3 separate regions of the Homo sapiens genome follow, and regions 1 and 2 are each linked to region 3. A link is a loop called in an ENCODE intact Hi-C map of the cell type or tissue named here. Cell type or tissue: mammary epithelial cell. All regions are shown on one strand. Region 1 overlaps AOAH (acyloxyacyl hydrolase). Region 2 overlaps ELMO1 (engulfment and cell motility 1). Region 3 overlaps AOAH (acyloxyacyl hydrolase).

Region 1 (8,000 bases), 90 kb after region 3:
AAGCCCTGTGATCAGTTTAGTGTGATTCCATCCAGGCCCTTTCTGTGTATTTTCATTTGTACATGAAGAAATGAACACTTTGTTGGGATTTTCCCATAAAGGCTATCATATTGTGTTTAACCTACTGTAAATCAGTGCTTCACCTTAGCCATACTTCTTGGAGCTCTTTTCCTTCTTGTCCAATACTGCATAGTGTTTCATAGCATAGTTATTTTTTTCTCCTACAGGTGGACATCCAACTTATATCCAGAGTATCATTATTCTTCGTAATGCTGCAATGAGCATTTTGTACTGACTCTTTGGAATATGTGTGAGGATTTCTTAAGAAAAAATTATTGGACCCAAATGTTTACATTTTTAATTTTAATAAGGCCTCCAAATGGGCTATACCAATTTATATTCCCACAATTAGTATATGAGAATATTTGTTTTCCCACACCCTTGCCAATACTGGATATTGTTCATCTTCTTAATTTTTTCCACTATAACAACAACATTGTATTGTTGTTCTCACTTGTAACCTCCTGACTACTAGTGAGTTTGAGCATCTTTTCACAGGCATCGCCCGTTGTCTTTGTCCTATCTAGTCGCCCTCTGCCCATGCTGCAGCACCTACCCCTCAGGGATCATCCCCCAGCCTCTCTGTCTTCAGCTACATTTCTTTTTTATACCCCTCCAGACAGCCCCTTCATACTGACCCCCCATCTAACTGGATGATTATTTTCTGAGATCCTATCATGTCCTTCAATACCAATGTCACCTCACTTATAATACCTGTTTACTACTTGTCTCATGCTCCACCTTCCCATGCCCAGACTCTGAGCATCCTGAGTATGGGAATCAGGTGACTTCATTTTGTAGCCCTCTTACCTGGCACAGTACATGACACATGGCAGGTGCTCAATAAAAGAATTGCTGAACCAGCTCATAAGGATATCAGTTTGCCCATGTAGAGTGCTTTACAATCTGCAAACCTCCTTCATGTGCATTTTGTCAGATTATCTAAATCAAATAAGATTTGTTGGGATTAACATTTTGGGGGAAATAGGCAAAGGAGTATAGCTGAATTAGCAACTGCATGATGTGATATGTAAAAATATGTAAAAATAAATCAGCGTAAGTTAAACCCTTGGAATTCTAAGTGTGTCCTATAATAAGTATTCTGCAAGAAATTAGCAAAATTAATTAAAATATTAAATCACACAATTAACATTAAAATATTAGCCATATGTAATCAACAAATAGGAGAAAATGAATTTAAAAGAAACATCAATTCAGTAGCCAAGTGGAAAAAATGAAATAAAGAGATTTGCTAAGAAGTGAATTTGGCTAATGATAAGTCAAACCTTGATGTGAATTTTTGCCCAGAATGATGTAATTTTGCAACCCAGATTAATCAAAGTAAATGAACACTCTACAGATTTCTCTAGTAGAATCGTTGTAACCAACTGAACTTGAGATTTTAGGCCACCTCAATGCTTAAATACAGATCACAGAGATAATTCATCAATATTCTTCATAAACTCTTCTGCGAAATATGAGTTCCACAAAATGTTAAAGGGTACTAACACACATTTCTTAAAAGACGTGTTAAGTCAAATAAGTTTTGGAAATGTTAATTTAAATAAAGGGAAACAAGCTTATTTGGTATAAGGCTTATTATAGCCTTCACTATGCGAAAAAGCATTGTATATCCTCAAAAAATATAAAACATTCAAAAATATATAAAACATTTCCTAAACTTATTTGACCACAGAACTATGTAGAATTTGTGTGTGTGTTTTATGAGAAAAATTCAAAGAAACTGGTGTTTCACAGAACATCCTTTGAGAAATGCCGTTTAGGTCATTAAAACCATCTGCTATGTCACAAGTAATCTTTTCAGATGTATAAGCCTCCACAGCCTTAAATGTCTCCACTTTATCACAGTTTAATGTTCACCCTAATACAGTGGCCTAGAATCAAATCTGGGGCTGGGAAAGGCCAGGATGGAGAGAGCTACACCTGCTTCAAGCTCAGAGAACAGGAGGGGAGGAAATCTTAGTGAGAGGTTAACCTAACAGGTAGGAAGCCTTGTCTGAGCCCAGCAGCTCATGAATTATTGAACACAATGCCTATGAAGTCTTTTTCCCTGTACTATTTTTCTGGTCCAAATTCAAAATTTATCATGCTGTCCTGCTAATCTTTTTGTATGTGAACTCCTAGGACCTCCTCTGTAGCCATCCTCACCTCTGCATAATTAGCTTATTGCCAGTCTCTCTGAGTCCACGGTGAGTCATATTCTGTATGTTTATCACTCTCTGAGGCTACATCTTAGTTGTTCTATGATGTAGTGAGTTAGGGGTTACACAGAACTCTGGGATGTGGCTAATATCAAAGGACTGAAAGGAATCTTAAAAGGTCTTTAATCTATCTCCCTGGCCCTATGCTGGCCTGACCTCCATCCACATTAGAAAGAAAGTTATCCACCCTTTTCTTAAATTTTCCTAGCAGAAAAGGTCCCTGGATAAAGCCTTAAAGCCTGTCTAGTCTCTAAGTTACCCAAGTTTATCCTAATTTACTCCCCTCCCTAACTCTTCACATCAAATATCCCCAGGTATTTCTCACCAACCCTACTGCTGGAGCCTGTTTTTTGTAACTTATTCCCTAAGATTCAACTTAATGGAGACTCATAATTTATACCCAAGCAAGCTGTGCCTCTGGACAGAGTCAGAAATTGCCTAACAAGAGGATCACCTGAGGTCAGGAGTTCAAAACCAGCCTGACCAACATGGTGAAACCCTGTCTCTACTAAAATTACAAAAATTAGCTGGGCATGGTGGCATGCGCTTATAATCCCAGCTACTCAGGAGGCTGGGACAGGAGAATTGCTTGAACCCAGGAGGTGGAGGTTGCAGTGAGCCGAGATCATGCCACTGCACTCCAGCCTGGGTGACAGAGTGAGACTCTGTCTCAAAAAAAAAAAAGACACTGACTAAGAAATTTCATCAGAATATGCTACATCACTCTTGCTTGAATCATATCACATCTGGTTTACCTCAGAGATCTCTGGCAGGCTACAAAGCCTTTGGAAGAACTCCATTTTTGCCTCTCTCCAAATAGGTTCTGCCTTGAGTCAACATGGGAGGCCATCTTTTATTTCATTTTAAATCAACCTGTTTAATTTGTCTACATTACTCTTGAGGCCCATTCTTGATATTACTCTGTTTTGTTCTACCGAAATGCAGTGGGGGAAGGCATTAGGAAGCTCTCAGAAAAAGTGATTTTTTTGTGTTCCCTGAGCCAATGTTGGGAAGAGTAACAGCCATTCTGTTTGAGTTTTACTCATTTTGAATTACGGTGCTAGAAATCAAAACCCAATCAGTGTGTTTTCACATGAAATGCCTGTACTGCCAGGCCCTCCAGTAGAAGGAGCTGGTGAAACTGGAAAGTTAACGTGACTCACTTCCATGCCTATGCCTGGAGTTGAGGATTCAGTTCTGTAGGCATTGGGCAAAGTGTGGAGAAAAGAACTTTTAAGTACCCGTCTTGTGCATCCCTCAACTTACAAGCCCAAAAGCAGTCACCTCCTCCTAGCACATTGGACCGGATTTTGATATATACAACAGAGCAGAAAGAGAAAAATAAAAGATCACACTGGAACACTGGATTTTTGTGGAGAAAGGAGAGCAAGAGGAAGAGGATTTGAGGCCAGAATCATCATGATAGTTTAGCCTCATTATGCATAGCATCCTAGTAGCCTCAGCTTGTCCTATGACTACAAGCTCAAGACCCTGCATATATATAATTTTCTATTAAGCTATCTTCTCAATTTGCAGGCATATCAAAATATTATATTGATCCCACTATATACTCAGGATTTCTGAGCACTCCTTGAGAAATGCAGTTCCTAAAATATATAAGAGAGATTATAGATTCGGGATGGGGATGAAAGAAAGCAGTATCTTTTACTATGTGAAATACTTTCTAGTGCTTGGTACAAGGCTTTCATCCCAAAATTCTAGATGCTATTTCTAGTCAGAAATGTTATTAGAACTATCTCCTATTGGTAAAGATTTCTATATTCTTATAATGAAAGGTGCAACTAACTGTATCTATAATATTAATACCTACACTATTTACTCTTCATGAGCAGGACATGAGCAAAACAATATTTTGGTATATAAATTCCATTCTCAGAATGATCAAAAATACATTTGTGACTAAATAGGTAAGAATTACTTTCCCAAAGAAAAATAACCCCTCTTTATTGACCATAAAATTATTTTAGTATCAAACTCAGATCCAGTGTCCATTTCCCATCTGTTTTTCCAAAATATAATAAAATACTCAAGGCAGAGGGCATAAGTGACGCAGTGTATAAGGTATCCATTTCAGGCTTTTGAGTAAGATAGCAGATTGAACACAAGCACTTACATCTCTCCCTTGAAAAGCCCTACTCTAACGACAGTAAATGAATTTGTCCAAGAGGACGAAGAGAACAAGAAGAGCCAACAGCCACAAAACGTTGGAAGCTAGAAATCAGACAGATGAATGGTAACTGACTTAGTAGATTCAGGAGAGCTGCATCCTAAGCTGGTTGGAGGGAATGCCAAGAAGCAACCCAGTTCACACTGCAGAAGCCCCAGAAGACTTGGGGATTGGTTACATGTGGGAGCTGTAGAAATGCAGGTGAGGCTAAACCAGAAGTATTGGTTGGAAGATTGCTGAAGAGCAGTTAGCTCCTCAGACCCCTTCCAACTCTCCACAGGTGGTCAACTGCCCCTCCCATACTCTGGAATAAGACTAGAGCTTTATTCTCTGGAAACACTAAAGTCAAGGGCCTCTGGACTGGAAGACACCAAACATAAATGAGGAGAGGAGTATCCTACGGAAACACATGAATGCTAAATGTTGAGGACCCTTCCCTACATGCCCCAGAGTGTTGCCAACCCAGCCTGTACTCTCCTGGCTGCAGACTAGAAGATCCTTCCCTGGGGAATCTGAACAGCCCAAGAGGAGAGTCCCACAGATGCTGACAGCAGGGTTCCCCAAGAAAGGCCCAGACAGCTCATCTTGCAGTGAGGGCTGTAGTCAACAAGCACAGCCAGGGGCCCAGCTTCCAATCAAAATCAATTAGCTTTTTAGCTGGCAACTAGTTTCAACATTTAAAAATAAGCCTATAACCCAGGATCATCACACATCTGAAGGAAACCTCAAACATGAAAGAAAATACAGAAACAAAGGGGAAAAAAAGCAACTTAGAGAAACACAGACTATGTACTAAGGGGGATAAAACTTTTTAGAAAGTTTAATAGCCTACATATTAAAATAACTGAAATTAATATCTTCAAAAAGATAAAAGAATTCTATAGCAGACAAGTGCTTCAAAAAAGGATAAAAGAAGATGTTACATTCATAAAACAAGAACATTAAAATTAAAAAGATATTCAGAGAACCAATAAGGTCATTTGGAAATTATTCTGGTAATAGCAGACGACATTCATAGAAAGATTAAAAAATAAAGTTGAGGATATTATCCAGAAAATGGAGAAAAAGGTCCATGACATGAAAATAGGACAGAGAAACAGGGAAAATTACAAGACCGGTTCAGATGACCCAATAGTTGTAGGGAAAAAAGAGAAAGGAAGAAATCATCAGTGAAATAATTTAAGGACATCTCTCAAAACTGAACATCATGAATTTCCAAGTTGAAAGGGTTTATCAAAGGTCTAACACTATGAGTAAAATCAGACACACACCAAGACTGCCATCATAACATTTCAGAACACTTGGAATGAGGTGCTACCATAGGCTTTCAAAAGATCAAGACACAGAGTTGCTTCATACTTAACAATGCTGGGGAGGCTAAAAGCCAAAATCAATCAATTCCTTCAGACTTGTGAGGGAAAAATATCATAACTGTGATGGTTAATACTGAGTGTCAACTTGATTGGATTGAAGTATACAAGGTATCGATCCTGGGTGTGTCTGTGAGGGTGTTGCCAAAGGAGATTAACATTTGAGTCAGTGGTCTGGGAAAGGCAGACCCAACCTTAATCTGGGTGGGCACAATCTAATCAGCTGCCAGCATGGCTAGAATATAACCAGGCAGAAAAAATGTGCAAAGAGAGACTGGCCTGGCCTCCCAGGCTACATCTTTCTCCCATGCTGGATGCTTCCTGCCCTTGAATATCAGACTCCAAGTTCTTCAGTTTTGGAACTTGAACTGGTTCTCCTTGCTCCTCAGCCTGCCTACAGCCTATTATGGGACCTTGTGAGAGTGTGAGTTAATACTAAAAACCCCCCCATATATATATATATTCATTCCATTAGTTCTGTCCCTCTAGAGAACCCTGACTAATACCTAATACAGATTTATGTTATTGTTGTATAACAAACTGCCCCAAACTTTCATGGCTTAAAACAATAGTCGTTTTATTATATCTCACAATTTGGGGGGGGCGGGGTTCAGGAATTCAAGCAGAGCTTGGCTGGCCAATTATTCCTCTCTATATGAAATTATGGTTACTCAGTGACATCACCTAATGGCTGGGCTGGGCTGGGCTGGGCTGGAGAATCCAAGATGGCTTCACTCACATGATGTGCCTGGGAAGGGACAGCTGGCAAGGCTGAGTTCAGTTCAGCTACATAGGGCCATTTTTTTTTTAAGCAGTTTTAGGCTTATGAAAAATTTGAGGTGATTGAAACATGGAGGCGGATTTCTCACACATGGTTAAGCACCATCCCTGTTGGTACTGTCCTCAGGATAGGGAGTGAGTTCTCATGAAATCTTGTCATTTAAATGTGTGTAGCACATTTGCTTGTTCTCCTGCTCTGCTTTTTCCATGTGACATGCCTGTTCCCCTTTTGCCTTCTGCCATGATTAGAAGCTTCCTGAGACCTCCCCAGAAACAGATGCTGCTATGCTTCCTTTACACCCTGCAGAACCATAAGCCAATTAAACCCCTTTTCTTATAAATTACCCAGTCTCAGGTATTCCTTTATAGCAATATGAGAATAGACTAATACAATGATAAATACTTAGAAAATTAAGGAAAGAAACAAAAGGCAGTTATTAACTCTACAGAAATAAAAAAGTTAGAAAGAAATTAGAAAGCAATCATTGATTAGTTGTCAATAGCTAAATCCTCTTCTAGAGTAGGAAGTGAACAGATAATGTCAAAGACTAACAATCAAGAAGTAGCCTTAAAAGTATGTTACTTAGAGATGAGGAGAAAAACATCAAAAGACCTAGTCAATTAAGGCTGGAATTAGTTGCCTATGGAAATGGAAAAATGGAGAGTGGAGGGAGGTGTGGGGTTGCTATTTATCATCACAAGTCTTATATACACACATAGGTAAGTTATTTGGTTCTGTGAGACTCACCACCTCAAGTCTTTGTTGATTTTAGCTTCTCAATTAGACTTCCTTTGGCTACTCTAATTCTCATTTCCTTTCTTCATAGAATTTAGAACTTTCTAGCATACTCTATCATTTGCTTTTTTATAATGTTTAGTTCTTTTATTGGCCTTTTCCTGTTGAAATATCAACAACACAGAAGCAGGGATCATGTATTTTAATTTTCCAATATAACTCAGTGCCTAGAATAATACTTGGAATGTAGCAGGTGCTCAATAAGCATCTATTAAGTAAATTACTTTTTAAACTATGTGCATGGGTAGCTTTGATTTTAAAAAATAAATACATTATTCATCTCAAAATTCTACTACAAAGCAAAAATCTCACACTTAAAATATTGCTCAGGCATCTTGGTCTTGTATTAAAAAACACTATCATTGGTTTTCTCAGACTTCAAAAAAGGGATACTATTTTCTATGCATCCTGAATGCCCAAACATAATATATGCTTACCTTTCTGAAGCACTGAGACAGTTGCCAAGCACTGTAATACAATTAGTAAGCTTTCATATAACACTTAATAATTGGTGATTGTATGTAAGGTTGTGAGATGTGAACTTATTATAATGAAAAGAAGATACAATACATTTGAAGATTACT
Region 2 (8,000 bases), 530 kb before region 3:
GACAGCATTAGTAAGAATCTAGAATACATTTATGGGAATTGGAGAAATTAAATTTTGACATTCACTTAATTTTTGTGGTATTCTCTTTTTGCCACAGAGCATCTCTGGAAAGCACAAGATAATGCAGGTTTTTGTCAATCGAATCACTTTTCCCTATATCCCTTATTAATAACTGGGATAGTATTCTGAAACAAGTACTTTGCTTTCAAATACATTTTAGATTTAACCCATAAACCTAAAAGTAAAATAACAGTATATTTAAAAACACACATTTACTGAAATCTTATACAGTTATAGCTATATAGAATGCAGGAGGTCCCGGGGTGCTCTGCAGGGAAGCTCTGCCAGTCCTAGCCAGTCCACCAGACCCAGTCAGCCCCTTTCACCTGAAGGATCCTTGGGGGACATGGGTAAAGGGATTACCTGGGATGGTTCAGGCTGCATGAACTCACAGAGATGTGCCTGTTCCTCAGGGACCAGATCTTACACTGTCAGCCTCCTTGACACTTTGATCAGACCGGACTCTCTCTTTTCCTATCTGAAATGCTGCAGACCTCAGTTCTAATAACTTCTGAGGCATCCCTGGCCCCAACAAGCCAGGAAATTCCTTAGTGAACCAGAGCAGAAATAGCCACCAGATGGCGCAAACACACAGCCATTGGCTCTCAGCCAGTCCCCTGAACTCTGGCTGACCAGCTGCTGGGACATTCTGTTACGTTGCAACCCTGCTTATAAGCCTGAAACGTTTGAAGTTGTTTAAAGTTTAAAGGCCAAGACAGGGGTTCTTGGGGTCTCCTTAGAGGGCTCTAAAGCTTTCATCAGGACCCGGTAGGAACTAGAAGCATTGTTGGATGTGCAACTGGCCCCCCTATTAAATGGGATTTGCCTGATGTTCATGGCAGATGGGCTTTTTCCCAGGACCTGAGTCTCCCAACTCTCATTCCCAGTTATTTTTCCTTACTCTGTCATGAAAGTATTTTAAGTAGGGCAAGCAATTTTTGCTTTCTGCTTTAACATGGAAATATAGGAAAGAATGCACTGGAAATGGAAAGTCTATGAATGTTGGCTGTAAAAACAATAATAATGTATTTGGGGGTTGAAAGTACTGTCCCATTATTAAAATATGTGACAGTAATAACGTGAGGAGGGCAGGGTAGTAAAGGGAGTTAAAGTGAACCAGCATTGGTGGGGAGTTATGCAAAGCTGTATGGGGAAGTTTGATCTGACTCTTGACATGTGGTTCTCAGGTAAATAGAATCTTTTAGAATCATTTTTCAATTTTTTAAACAGTAGCCATTTCTGGAGCTGTATGTTCAGAGGTACTGTTGAGATTTCTGTTTTAATGGTAGGGAGCATTCGAGCCTCTTGAGCATTCTTTTCTTTTTATCTCTAACTTTTCTTTCCTCACTCCTAAAAATATTAAGGGGAATTTATTTTTATTTGTATTTTTTTTTTTTTTATTGAGACAGAGTCTCACTTTGTCACCCAGGCTGGAGTGCAGTGGTGCGATCTCGGCTCAACTGCCTCCTGGGCTCCAGCTATCCTACCACCTCAGGACCACAGGCGCTCACCACCAGGCCCAGCTATTTTTTTGTATTTGTGGTAGAGACAGCATTTCACCATGTTGCCCAGGCTGGTCTCAAACTCTTGAGCTCAAGCGACCCACCCGCCTTGGCCTCCCAAGGTGCTTGGATTACAGGTGTGAGCCATGGCGCCTGGCCATAAAGGGGAATTTTAAAAGGGAAGAGAAGCGAAAGTGGGTGGCCTATGAAGCTGCTGATGGGTCAAGCAAAAACTGTCAGGGAGTTTGGTTGCACACTTCACTGATTGGCAGGTGGGCATCCTTTTCAGGTGGCCCATTCGTCACAGGTGAAGAGAGGATTGCCAGCACCCTGCCTGTACATGTTCAGGGTTGCCTCTGTGCTGTCTTTCTTGGATGCTTTTGGTCAAATGACAGAGAGAATGGCATGCACTGTCTTCATGTTTAATTTTATATGCAGAGTTGTCTTAAAGTTGTAGCTGCTAGTTGGGCACAGTGGCTCTCTCCTATAATTTCAGCAGTTTGGGAGGCAGAGGAGAGAGGATCACTTGAGGCCAGGAGTTCAAGACTAGCCTGGGCAATAAAGTCACACTCTTGTCTCTACAAAAAAAAAAAAAAAATTAATTAGCTTGGCCTGGTGGCATGCGTCTGTAGTCCCAGCTGCTTGGGAGGCTGAGGCAGGAGGATCTCTTGAGCCCAGAAGGTCAAGGCTGCAGCAAGCTATGATTACATCACTGAATTCCAGCCTGGGCAACAGAGCGAAACCCTATCTGTCTGTGGGGGGATAAAAAACAAGTTGTAGCTGCACATGTAGGAAAGAAAAGGTTAGCTTTGGAAAGCTCTCTTGAAAAACTGAAGAAGATCAGGTTTATTTCCTGTCATTGAACCAAGTGAACCAAGCACATTAAGTCATGGGGCAGGGCCTCTGCACAGTGGGCTCTTCTCAGATAACTCAAGGTCTCGTGGGGCCATTTCCACTTCAGTGTAGCATCATCATACTTCCTAGGGGTGCAGAGAGATCAAGAACTCCCACTTAGAATACTTGCAGATCTTTCTTCTGTGATCCACCTTTGCTGTCAGCTGCATTGAGAAAGGACATCCAAACTGGTGCAGTGGGGCCCCTAAGGACAGTCCTAACACAAGCTCTCTGTCACTGTCTCAGGTGAAGAGTTGGCCCATGTTTTGCTCTTGCTGCAAGGCATGTGCTGTTGCCACCATTTCCATCTGTTTGGTGACTTTCGTATGGGATATGTTACTCCCTTCTTCCTACTCCGGCATGGGGAGGGAGCAAGGAGGAGTACTTATTGCTGGGAGTAATCTAATTTCAGAAGCACCCATGACCTGTGGACTCCTTCTGAAAAGGGGATGCATGAATAATTGTACTTTTAAAACTTTGTTTTGTTTTGAGACAGGGTCTTGTTCTTTTGCCCAGGCTGGAGTGCAGTGGCATCATCATGGCTCACTGCAACCTCCACCTCCCACCTCAGCCTCCCAAAATGCTGGGATTACAGATGTGGGCCACCATGTTCAGCCCGTTTTCATATTTTTAGAGGAACTATTTTAAGGGAAAAATTTTAAAAACAAATGACCTATGATTCATTACCATGATAATACTTGACCTTCGTTCTTCTTACTTTTTACGGTAATTAACTTTAACTCCAGACACAATTTCTCAGGAATGGTTATTGAACACCAGGTGAAGAGACAGGTTTCTTCCAGTCCTGTTTTTCCAAACTCCTTTCCTATTTAGCACGCATTGTGGTGCCTTAGGAGGGACATTTGTGGGCAGTTAGGGTTGAATCTGTTCTCTGGTCCACTAGGGGGCGCGCCTATCAAAGGCATGTGTGTGAGAAACTCTGCAGGCTGATGGCACTTCAATAAAGAGCAGCTCTGATGTGTTCATGAAGTGGAGGACTTAGTGGGGACTCTTCTAAGTGGGTAAGTTTAGCAGGTTCAGAAAAATGCTTTTCCAGCCAGAATCTTCCTCCTTCCCCCTTTTAGCTCAAAATCTCCAATAACTCTGTCCCCTGGCTGTGGCGGAAGGAGAGGCAACATATTAAACAGTGTCAATCCTTCGTCCCTGAGTGTATTGTGCAAACTTCCTTGGCATCCTTTCTTTGCACATGGCGCTTTGGAGCAAAAGGGCACCATCCAGCAGGTGCAAGGGTGACACATAGGGAACCAAGGGCAAAGAAACGTCAGGGTCTCGTAATGTATAAGCAAGTCAATTGTGTTTGAGGCTAATAAAACATAGCTTTTACGAGTGCAGCCTTTGGTGCCAGACTGCCTGGTTTTGCATCCCAGCTTCATTGCTCATTAGCTGTGTGATCTTGAACAATTTACCTAAGTGTTTCTTGCCTCATTAGTGAGTTGGATATAGTCGTATCTCCCACCCAGGCTTGTTATGGACATTAATGAGTTAATTGATGTTAAGTTCTGAGAAGCCTTGGCATGGAGCCAGTTTTAGTAAGTTTTTACAATTGATGATTGTCATTTGGATCTGATGGTGGAAATGAGTCTGCAGAATGCATTTACAGTAACCCAGATGACTGGGGACATTCTTCATTTGACTATAACCAGCTGGGTCTGAGAGTAGAAATACATGGCTTCAAAAACAGTTAATTGTCAGGAGTGGCATATCCCAAAGTCCATGAATTCTAGAGAATTTCGTAAGAGTGCTTAGCAGTGCAGGACTTTTATACCCCTCAAAGAGCCTCTTTAGTGAAGGAAGCGGTGGATTTTTTGCTCTGTATTTTTGCTACTCAGGAATTAGCATGTAGGCACATGGCCGAGGATGTCCTTATGCTGCCTGCTCTTGTGCAGATTTTCAAAAGCAGATAAGACTCAAAACCACAACATATATTAAATCAATATTACTGTCCATGACAGGAAGCATTTTTCAATTGGATGACTCCATCCACGATACCCTTTGGAGAGTGCCTTGGACCTAGGCTGGACAGTGCTAGGACAGAGGACCACCAGAGTCTGGCAGGGCTGAGTGGTGATGGGGTCCTGGTACCTGGGAAAGGTAGTTATAGGCATCCAGCACCTCTTCCTCTGATGATTTTCTGTAGGTGCTTGTACTCGTGATTTTGCCTCTAGTAGGATCATATCAAAGCACCCCTGAGAATCATGCTGGTTATTCTGGGGTGCAGGCAAGAGAGGGAAGGAATGACCAGTTAAGAGTCCTGTGATCCAGTTACCTGCTTCCCATTGACCTGCTTTTGATGGCCATCAATCAGCTCCACGCAAAGCTAGCATGCCTTCTATCTTTATCCTTTCTCCTGAGACAGTGTGCTGTTGTGGTACTTTTTATTTTGTTTTCCATTTTTTCAAGTGGTGACTATTTGTCACAGTGCCCTTCCTACCTCTGAATTCAGTGTGATGTGACCTCGGGAGAGGAGGTGTGAGCACGACGTCCAGACTCGGACATGTCTGTTTCACGTCTGCCGGGAAGTAATTTTTATGCTGGGAGCTGGCTTCATGGCGTGGGATTCTAATTCTGGGGATGGCATTTTGTATGTGTAGGAAGACTGTCAAAACCTTTCCAATGGGAAGGGACAAGAACCAATTTGAGAATCACATGGTTACATAAGAACTGGCCCTGTGCGGGCATCTCTGCATACTTCCTGCACTTGTTCATTCTGAAGACGAGAGAAAGAGGAGCAGGAAGAATCTTCCATGAACTCTGCAAACCTACAAACTTTCCAATGAGAAGTGGTGCACACTCCCGAGATGGTGCTTGGGACAACATGGTTAAAAGGGTAAGGGGTATTTATTAACCCTTTGCTTTCTTGTTATTCCTGTCCCTCCTCTTTAAATGTTTACATTACCAAACTGGCTAGACTGCTGAGAATCTATCATTTTTAGGTTGCCTGCTAGGGTTTCTACTGGTCTTATCCCAGTAAATAGCTGCAGAAAATAGCTGCAGTGGCCACACCCAGCAGCAGTAGTGTCTAGGGGACTCTTTGGGACCTGAGCCAGAAAGTTCCCATATGCAGTATCTCATTCTGTCTCCACAAGACACAAGACACAAGGATTATTATGTCTATTTTAGAGACGAATAAAAAGAGGCTTACAGCTTCAGAAGATTTGAAACCTGCCCACAATAGCTGCAGTGTTTCAGCAGCACAAGGAGACATATGCAGACTTAATTTTTGTTTTCAAGTTGTTTAGTCGCAGGTTCAGACACTCATGGGAGCAAGGCAGTGAAATAGATGAAAGTAGCAGATCTTAGTGAAGCTTTATTTCTAGCCTCCCATGCCAAGGACACCCCCCACTCCCTTGGAGTCCTTGAGAAAGCCACCAAATGCTTGTCTCACTGTGGCCTTTCCACACTCAGGATGGTATTCCCACTAATGAAGACCACACACCAACTATCCACTTGCTGCTTCTTAAGGGAACATGCACAGAGCATCGTCCTTCCTGAATCTCAAGCTAAACCCAGCAGGAGCAAGGCCACGTTTCTATCTGGGGGTAGAAAGCAAAATTGTGCTTCCAGTTTTCCAGGGATGCTATAAATCCTTCGCAAATGCTCACAGCAAGCAAGTGGCAGGGCCAGTGTTTGGCCCCTTTCACCCTGACGCCAGTCCTCCCCCACCTCAGCCTCGAGGCTGTGCTGTCTTGCTATTTAAGGAAAAGGGAACATGCTGTCTACAAGGTCTCAGTCGCTCTTTACATTCAATTCAGGTAAATCCAAGAGGCCTTGTCTCCATTCTCAGCTTATTGAGCCTCTGCCTGCCTTCTTGATGTTGTTCATTTGTTGATGACCTTGCTTCATAACCAGGGCAAAGCAGTGAGGGAAAGCAAGTATTTTCATGACAGGTCCTGAGTGCTCATCTTCCTGCTTCATGATAACCCAGAAATCGGCCTTCACTTTTTGCCTTCTATTGTTCATAGATGGAGCCTGAAGTTAGCAGATTTGAATTTGGTTCTCTCCATCCCCCCAGCCCTTTAATATATTTATCTGTGATGTCATATACTAAAGCTTTTCCTTGTTTCTTGAAGGGTTCTCCCTCATTCCCACTGCAGCCTTCCCTGTGACTTATGAGCATTAGGGCAAAGGGAAAGGGCTGGAAAATGGAGACCAGGAAGAGGGAGGCCTCTGCAGTACAGCTTTTAAAGTTCAGGGGCATCTACTGGAGGTGGTCCGTCTGGGACCAGGTCTGTTAGGAGAAGAGCCACGCCAGCTTTTTCGGAGAGGAAAGCTCTGGGAGGAGGTACAGTTCTTCCTCACTTTGGGAAAGCATCACAGATTCCTGCAACTGCTGCTCAGTGCAGGGAGCCCCGCCTCCAGCCAGCTGGGCATGGCTGGGCATCCAAACAGGCATCCAAGGTGTGAGACAGGGGCCTGTGGATTTCTTCCATCTATCTGAGTGGCTCACTGTAGAATGGCGTCCCATCGGTCACCTGTAGAGCACTTTGATAGTAACGGATCATGCCAGGCAATAGGGTCATGTTGGAGTTTAATCTAGACTAAAAATAAGAGACTAATGTGTTGATTCATTTGTTCGTGCAACCAACATTTATGAGCATTTATGATATTTAAGGCAGTGTGCGGACAGGCCTCTCTCTAGTCACAAAGATGAATCGGAGAAGCCAAGGCCTTCATGGAATTGATTGTTGAGTGAACTCCTTATCACTCTGGACCTCATGTGTGCTGTTCTCTCTCCTGGCACTCTCATCCCCTGTCCTCTACAATTCTCAGTTCAGAACTGAGTGTGTTGTATTCTTAGACTAGACACAGGGAGCCTGCTGGGAGCTCTCCCAGTCCAGGTCCTACCCCCGTTTCAGCACGTAGTTTGTACTTGCTTATTAGCCTGATGTCCCACCAGAGGGATAGGTCCTTGTCTACTTAGCACACCTTTGCATCTCTTGCACCCAGCACAGTTCCTGCCACTGGATAGGCATATGGTAAGTGTGTGTTGAATGAATGAATGAATAGATCAATTAAGGATTCTACCGTTCAAGAAAGGAGACACCTTTACTTATAGGTAGAAGTTGATATATGCTATGAGAATCATACAAATAGACTATAAAGTGTTTCTGAAATTCCAAAAATGGATAAGGAGAATTTATTTGAGGACTCCATGAGATTTTACAGTGGAGAGGACGCTGAAGATGAACCTTAAAGAATAGGGAGCATTTGGACATGAGTGAGCTGGGGAGGAGGAGGAGCGTGGGTGACCAACAAGGAGTGGAAAGTGGAAGAATGTGAAGTTTCCTTCAATTTCTGCTCCTTTGAGGCTGGGCCATAAAATATTATGTGCTGCGGTGTTTGGATGATATTTGATAATTTGTAAGTTAAGAAATAATGCAGTTAAAGCTGAGGATTTCACTTCGGTGGTAGTAAAAAGATGGCAGGAAGTTGGAAGAGGCTGGAGGTGATATTGGCCGAAACTAGAAATAGAAGGGGAATAGAAAGGGAGAAAACAAATGTGAAAGAAAAGGTGTGGAGCAC
Region 3 (8,000 bases):
AATCATATGGTTTTTTTTATGTTGTTGATATGGGAGTAATACATTAACTGATTTTCAGATGTTAACCCAATTTTGCATTCCTGGGATAAATCCCACCTGATCATGGTGTATAATTTCTGTATTGCTGGATCTTATTTGCTAGTATTTTGTTGAGGATCTTTGTGGTTATATTCATGAGAGATTTGGGTCTACATTCTTTCGGAGGAAGGTTTCTGGTTTTAGTATCAGGGTAATATTAACCTCATAAATAAGTTAAGAAATGGTCACTCTGCTTCCATTTTTTGGAAGAATTCTTGATAAATTGTTAGTAATTCTTTAACTTTTTTGTAGATTTGCCAATGAATCCTATCTGGTGCAGCTAGCTGGTCTTAGGCTTTCCTTTGTGGGAAGTTTTTAATTACTAATTCAATCTCTTTACTTGTTATATGTTTCTTAAAATTGTCTATTCTTGAGTCCATTTGGGCATTATGTGTCTTTCTAAGAATTTTTTATTTTATCTAAGTTACCTAATTTATTGCCATGCACCTGTTCATAACATTCCATTATAATCCTTTTTATTTCTTTAAGGTCACTCATAATGTGAGGACACAGTTTTAATTGCCTACTTCAAAGGCACAATTTATTTATTTATTTATTTGAGACGGAGTTTCACTCTTGTTGCCCAGGCTGGAGTGCAATGGCACGATCTCGGCTCACTGCAACCTCCACCTCCCGGGTTCAAGCGATTCTCCTGCCCCAGCCTCCCTAGTAACTGGGATTACAAGCACCTGCCACTACACCCAGCTAATTTTTTGTGTTTTTAGGAGAGACGGGGTTTCACTATGTTGGCCAGGCTGGTCTCAAACTCCTGACCGCAGGCGATCTACCCGCCTTGCCCTCCCAAAGTGCTGGGATTACAGGCGTGAGCCGCTGCACCCAGCCGAGCACAGTGTATTTAAAGTCTCGTACTTTTTTGTCTAAAAAGTCATAGAATAGATCTATTTTAATACAAAAATAATATTTCACATTATTTAACATTAAGCAAAATTGAAGTACCAGGGAGCATTCCCATATTTATCTTGTTTCACCACTCCATCATCCAGCAAGGCCCGGGCCCCCCTATGTGAGACACATCATGACAAGATAGATTCTCCTTAATCAGGGTTTTCTAGCTCTTTCCAGGACAGCTGATCTGTCCCTAACTCTGCTAAGATCCTGAGTTGAATTACCAGGGCTCCACAATAGACTCACAAACTGGAGAAACAGGACCAAAGAGCTAACAAGTTTCATTGGGTGGATAGAGGAACTCACAAAACATTCATGTGCTCTCATAGGTCAGGGGAGATTATGTTGTTAGTAGGAGTATTTGTGTGGAGTGTATCTATGTCCTGTGATGAAGGTGGCAGTGCAGGATCACCTGTAACTGTCATCTCCTTTTACCTCTGGGATAACAACAGCAAAAACTAAGGACCCCAAGTGAAGTATTTTCCTTTGAATAAACACCAGAAAAGACCATTTCTAACAGAGCTACATTTCAGATGATTGACTAATGCAAGTCTCATTTCTTTCAACTTCAACAAATGAGGTCATAGCCAACATTCAGGTATTCCCTGTAGAAAAAAAAGAAAGAAAGAATGAACGAAAAGGAAAACCCAGCATTAAACTGTGTTTTTAGAATAAATTGGTTATCTTTAACCTGGACGGTTAGGTGGCATTCACATAAACCTGAGATAGAAGTGATATTTAATGCATACATTAGCTGAAACATTTCCTTCAAATCCTTAAAATTAAATTAATCATAAATTAATCACTCAGCTTCAGTTCCTAGCAAAGATAATCATTATTAAGGTGTGTTAAATTCGTCGCAATAAAAATATATTCAATTTCCCTCTTTATATTTTTTAGAAAAACTGTTCTTGAAAACCACCTGCTATTTAGTCATTGACAAGTTTGGATCAGACATCATAAAACTGTGAGTATGCCATGACACATAACTCTGATTCCATTGCTGGGACATGGGAGGAACAAGAAAACTGGGAGGTGGGAGGCTCTGTGTTCAGCATGATGCGCTTTCTGGACAGGGCTCGAGGTGTTATTCCAGCTCTTAGTAATAGTGGAAAATTGGAACCTAATTTGGATCCTTCGTCACTCTACGCAAAGGCTCCCCTTGAATTACAGTGTGGTAACCTGTACTTGGGTGATTGAACCTTTCTCCTGAGCCCTCTCCGCCTCCCTGGATTCCCAGGCCACATCTTCTCTCCCCACTTAGCTGGTTTCCTGGCTTCTCTCCGCCTCCCTACTCCCAGCCCTTGCTCCTCGCATTATCACAGTCTGCTTTTTCTTTTACTGTTTTTCTTTTTTTCCTTTTTTCTTTTCCTGAGACAGAGTCTTGCTCTGTAGCCCAGGCTGGAGGGCAGTGGTGTGATCTCGGCTCACTGCAACCTCCACCTCCCAGGTTCAAGCAATTCTCCTGCCTTAGCCTAAGAGGCTGGGATTACGGCGGGCATGTGCCACCACACCGGCTAATTTTTGTATTCTTAGTAGAGATGGGGTTTCACCATGTTGGCCAGGATAGTCTCAAACTCTTGACCTCATGATCCACCCACCTTGGCCTCTCAAAGTGCTGGAATTACAGATATGAGCCACCAGGCCCAGCTACTATTTTTCTTTTTTTGAGCTCAGGGCACTGAATCAAATAAGCCCTGTTTCTCAGTTCATGGCAGTCTCTCATCAATGATCCATACATGGCTGTCTTACACTTTTTATATTCTTATTTAGTTACTTTGAATACTGAAATAAGCTCCTGAACCCACCACCCAAAACAGTCTAGGACCTTGACCATAACTTTCTCTGCTCCTATGGTCCCTCCCCTTTATTCTCAGGCTTTTCCCACCCAAGTGAGCATCATCCTAAATTCCGTGTTCATCCTTCTTCTGCTTTCTATAAAAAAAATTATGGAGGTTTTTCTATAGTTTTATTATGTATAAAATATACAAATATAAATCATTCATTATCATATAATACATGTTATTATAAACATTTTATAATTTATTACACATAAATTATATGTTTAATTGCTTTCTGGTTTTAACTCTTGTGAACAGTACTCCTAGGAACATTCTATTTTTTTTTAACTTTAAGTTCTGGGATACATGTGCTGAACATGCAGGTTTGTTACATAGGTTTACATGTGCCATGGTGGTTTGCTGCACCTATCAACCCGTCATCTGGGTTTTAAGCCCCACATTCATTAGGTATTTGTCCTAATGCTCTCCCTCCCCTTTCCCCCACCTTCTGACAGGCTCTGGTGTGTGATGTTCCCCTCCCTGTGTCCATGTGTTCGCATTGTTCAACTCCCACTTATGAGTGAGAACATGTGGTGTTTGGTTTTCTGATCTTGTGATAGTTTACTGAGAATGATGGTTTCCAGCTTCATCCGTGTCCTGCAAAGGACGAGCACTCATCCTTTTTATGGCTTCATAGTATTCCATGGTGTATATGTGCCACATTTTCTTTATGCAGTCTATCATTGATGGGCATTTGGGTTGGTTCCTAGGAACATCCTTACATGATTCCTCTTCAAGGGGCCATTAGCCTTACAGCAGAGATGTTCACAAGACAGCATCCCCCCTCTACAACAGGGTAGCCTAGAGTCTACAACATTTTAAAGACAGAAGGAACTTAAAATCATACAGGCAGGGAGGTCATCAGTAATCTGTCATACTGTGCATCTGCCTCTCTTAATAGCGATCTCGCTCTGTTGTGGCAAACAATTTTTCATAACCCCTGGGCTGTGTTTGGAAGGCAGGGACCCTTTATTCTTAGCTAGTGCCACTATTATTGCCACTGCCTCCTAACAGGACTCCAGGCCTACAAACTTGCCCATTGCCCTGCAATTTCATAATCTACATTATAGCTAGACTAGTATGTTTTAATGCAAACCTAACTATGGTACTCCCTTAACGTAAAATTATTCGAAGTCTTCACATCCTCTGGAGGACTCCTAGCCCCATACACAAGGCTCATCAGGAACTGGTTTCTGAGGGCATTTCCAGACTCACCCCTTGCCACTCCATAGCACACTACACTTCAAACCACTTGTAGTCTCCCCACACACCAGGAGGTTTCTGCCTCAGGATCTTTGTACGAGATGTTCACTCAGCTTGGCACATCCAAAACCTCTACCCCCTACCTCTACCCCAAACAAATCTTATGAACCCACTCCTATACACACAGGCAAACAGGCACACACACACACACACACAAACACGTGCACACACACAGATGCACACACGCACACACACATACACACACACGCATGAGCACATGCACACTCATACAGACATGTACATTCATGAGCATGCACGCATTTTCCTAATACCCTGTGCAAGCCCGTAGCATGGCATTTACCACAGCTGTTTGTAACTGAATTATCCATTTACTTTTCTAAGCTGCTATCTAGATGGAAAACAGTTTGAGGGCTAGGACTACATTTTATTCATCTTTGCATCTATCTGCAGGTACTTAGCAAAATACTGACTATATGTTTATGAAAGTAAAAAAGAAAGTAAGAAAAAGAGGTAGGAAGAGTTGGGGGGAAAAGGAGAGAGCTTTGTATCTCCAGGCCCAGGTGTAATACTTAAGCATGGAAAGTCTTCAATAAGTGTTTGTTGAATTAATAAATTTTTTTAAAAAAAGTATGATTACAGATGAGCCATGACTAGATTGCTGTGAAGAAAGCCTTTTAAAAGTATGAAAACAGTAAAAAAAAGAAACCCTTTTCGTCTATTTGATGAATCTATTTATACACCTAGTAGGAGCCTAGATCAGGGAACCAGATCAGCAAGCTGAAAAGTCCCAGAACTCAAAGGGGGCAATACATGCAAATGTCCAAAAGGGGGTGCCAGAGAGCAGCTCCCAACAGCAGTGTGCTGGGAGTTACCGAGAAGTGGCCTGGGTAATTCAGACACAACTTGCTCTTCTGTACCTGGCTATAGAGTGGTGAGTGTGAGAACCAGTGAAGCACAAGGATCAGAGAAAGGACAGACACAATACTCATCACTGCAGATGCAAACTGTACAGCATGTGAACTGTACAAGAGACAAGCGGGCATAGGTATGGAGAAAGAATGGGACCAGCGGGCCGGGCGCGGTGGCTCACGCCTGTAATCTCAGCACTTTGGGAGGCCAAGGCGGGCGGATCACGAGGTCAGGAGATCGAGAGCATCCTGGCCAACATGGTGAAACCCTGTCTCTACTAAAATACAAAAAAAATTAGCCGGGTGTGGTGGCGCGCGCCTGTAGTCCCAGCTACTCGGGAGCTTGAGGCAGGGGAATCGCTTGAGCCCTGGAGACCGAGGTTGCAGTGAGCTGAGATGACGCCACTGCACTCCAGCCCGAATCACATTTTTCTTTCTAATAAAGAGACTAATTCTCGCTAGCATGAGGTGGGCCACTTTTGAAGAACCACAGATGTAATAAATGAATAAATAACAGATGTCTGATCCCACCTTCGTGGTTCTGTCCACCATGTGTTTTGTTTGTCCATAATTTCCTATGTGTATTAGTTGTGAGCTGATAGAAATGTTTCCTCATTGGGCATGTTCTTCATACAGCTTGTTTTAAGCCATCAGACACAGCTCGAGATTGATGGAGAGCCTGAAAATGACAACCTCATGATTTAGTTTTACTTGAATATCAGTCTTCCAATATTAAATGTATTTTCTAACCCAAAGGGCATCCTTCCTTATTATTTCACACCACTCAGTTCTCAATAATTCATGGACTAATTGTGCAGCAATTACATTTCCTTCCTACAGGCAGAGCCACAAGATGTTAAAAAAAAAAAACAAAAAAAGGATACCTGAGAACTCAGGGGTTCCCCTAAGAACCTGAGTCATGCAGGGAGGAGCTACTTCAGGGGGCAGCTCAATCCCAGCCAGTGACACAGCTGGGTCCCCTCTGTGTGTCTCAGACCGCCATTGCTCTCTCCATTCCTGTAGCAAGCCTGACTCTGGTCTCTGTCTGGCTGTGTTGCTTTCTGGTATCTATTTATGCTTCTCTCTAAATCACAAATTCTTATGTCCTAAGCCCAGGAGCTCTCTGAGATCAGGACAGGCATAAACTACTAACAGTTTTAAGAAAAAAATGCAAAACAGAATTGATAACAATTATGGTATACCTTAGATGTAATTAATGGCTTTGGGAGAGGCATTAAAAATACAGGGCAGAGCCACTGCACTCTGTGACTCATGCCTGTAATCCCAGCACTTTGGGAGGCTGAGGCGGGTGGATCACTTGAGGTCAGGAGTTTGAGATCAACCTAACCAACATGGTGAAACCCCATCTTTACTAAAACTATAAAAATTAGCCAGGCATGGTGGTGAGTGCCTGTAATCTCAGCTACTCAGGAGGCTGAGGCAGAAGAATCACTTGAACCCAGGAGGTGGAGGTTGCAATGAGCCAAAATCATGCCACTGCACTCCAGCCTGGGCAACAGAGAAAGACTCCATTTAAATTAAAAAAAAAAAAAAAAAAAGGTGGGGGGGGAATATAATTCTGTTATTCCCAAGATAATTACAAGATTTATAGAAATAATTAAATTCTAGTACACTATAAAGGATGTGACCTAGAAACAAGATAAAAGTATTAAGTTATATGAAGAAGATCTTCCAGTTCTGCTGGGGGATCTCTGTGACTACAATTTGTATATAAAACCTCCTTTGAAAGTAATGTCACAGGTCTAAATATGAGCACTTTCAAGTGAAAAAGGCTCTATTCCCCTAACCCTGCCACAGGCTCTGTTACTCTGCCATGTGGTCATCCTTGCTCCTCTTTAGATTTATGATGATAACGATGGTCATCATCATCGACTGTAATTCTACCATGATTCTAATTCAAGCAATCAATTAGCTGGCTATGCCAAAGTGTTGAAGCCCTGCCCTTCCTGCATGCTGCACTCTGTACACTTCTATAGCTGTAAAGGTAGTAAAAGGAAGTAAATGAAAATGTGATAGGTTCAACATTATGAAGTTTGAAAGTCACCACTCTGTTCTAACAGCAGGTTAAAAAGCTGAACAAACTGAAAAACCAACAATACTTCATAGATCTTTAAGAGAAGTAAGATCAGGGCTGGGTGTGATGGCTCACGCCTGTAATCCCAACACTTTGGGAGGCCAAGGCAGGTGGATCACTTGAGTCCAGGAGTTTAAGACCACTTTGGCCAACATAGTGAAACCCCGTCTCTACTAGAAATACAAAAATTAGCCGGGGGTGGCGGTGCACCTCTCTAATCCCAGCTACTCTAGAACCTGAGGCATTAGAATCACTTGAACCCAGGAGGCGAAGGTTGCAGTGAGCTGAGATAGCGCCATTGCACTACAGCCTGGGTGACAGGGGGAGACTCTGCCTCCAAGAAATCAAACAAACAACAAAAGAAGTAAGATTATTGGGCAAGCAGCTGCCTCCGAAAGTGGGGAGAAACAGGTGGATACAGAGAATCACAACTTTCCAGGGCAAAAATTGCCACAGGAGCCAGCATTAAAGAAAGATAATCTGTACTGTAATAGACAAATTGCTGGAGCTAGACGTAGACAAGACTGTGTTAAAAATTCCAGGGGAACCAAGTCATAGGGGTGTGCCCACCCACTCTTTTGTGAGTTTTACCTCCAAGAGTTCAACTGATTTCTCATAGTAGTTATTAGAGACACACACACACACACAAAAACCTCTCATGTTTCTGATGGTAGGAGTGAGGGAGCAGGGGAGAAATGAAAAAGAGTAGAAAACAAAAATAAAAACAAAGAACAACGGTAACAAATAAAAAACAGTAACAAATATGGTAGGTATTAACTATATCAATAATCATTTTGACTGTCAATGGTTTAAATGCACCAACTAAGAAACAGAAATTGTCAGAGTGGATCAAAAAATTAGACTCAATTATATGCTGTCTAGCAAGAAACTCACTTTAAATATAAAGATAAATATAGATTAAAAGGAGATAGAGAAAGCTATACCATG

What was found. Peaks named below come from ENCODE experiments on the same cell type or tissue, not always from the same donor. Only the 100,000 strongest peaks of a DNase experiment are listed, where the experiment ranks them.
Region 1: it touches region 3 in a loop (3-fold over the local background); 2 of 110 quality-filtered maps call a loop at or near these places.
Region 2: it touches region 3 in a loop (7-fold over the local background); 25 of 110 quality-filtered maps call a loop at or near these places.

Annotation. Positions count from the first base shown.
Region 1 is chr7:36,577,817-36,585,816 of GRCh38, reverse strand. All of the region lies in intron 12 of AOAH (acyloxyacyl hydrolase), which reads left to right. Among named protein-coding and RNA genes, the nearest start is that of AOAH-IT1, 18 kb to the left of the region's middle. In mammary epithelial cell, a CTCF peak has its summit at 3,415 (motif pointing right); DNase peaks (open chromatin) are centred at 2,286 and 3,036.
Region 2 is chr7:37,194,405-37,202,404 of GRCh38, reverse strand. The region is part of intron 13 of ELMO1 (engulfment and cell motility 1); the gene reads left to right. Among named protein-coding and RNA genes, the nearest start is that of ELMO1-AS1, 200 kb to the right of the region's middle. RefSeq lists an enhancer at 3,327-3,386. In mammary epithelial cell, CTCF peaks have their summits at 636 (motif pointing right) and 3,358 (motif pointing right); DNase peaks (open chromatin) are centred at 644 and 3,364.
Region 3 is chr7:36,667,894-36,675,893 of GRCh38, reverse strand. It overlaps AOAH (acyloxyacyl hydrolase), which reads left to right. Exons shown (of 21, transcript NM_001637.4): 3 at 1,885-1,951. Among named protein-coding and RNA genes, the nearest start is that of AOAH, 53 kb to the left of the region's middle. In mammary epithelial cell, a CTCF peak has its summit at 4,874 (motif pointing right); DNase peaks (open chromatin) are centred at 1,993, 4,873, 5,883, 7,613 and 1 weaker place; H3K27ac peaks cover 2,547 bases.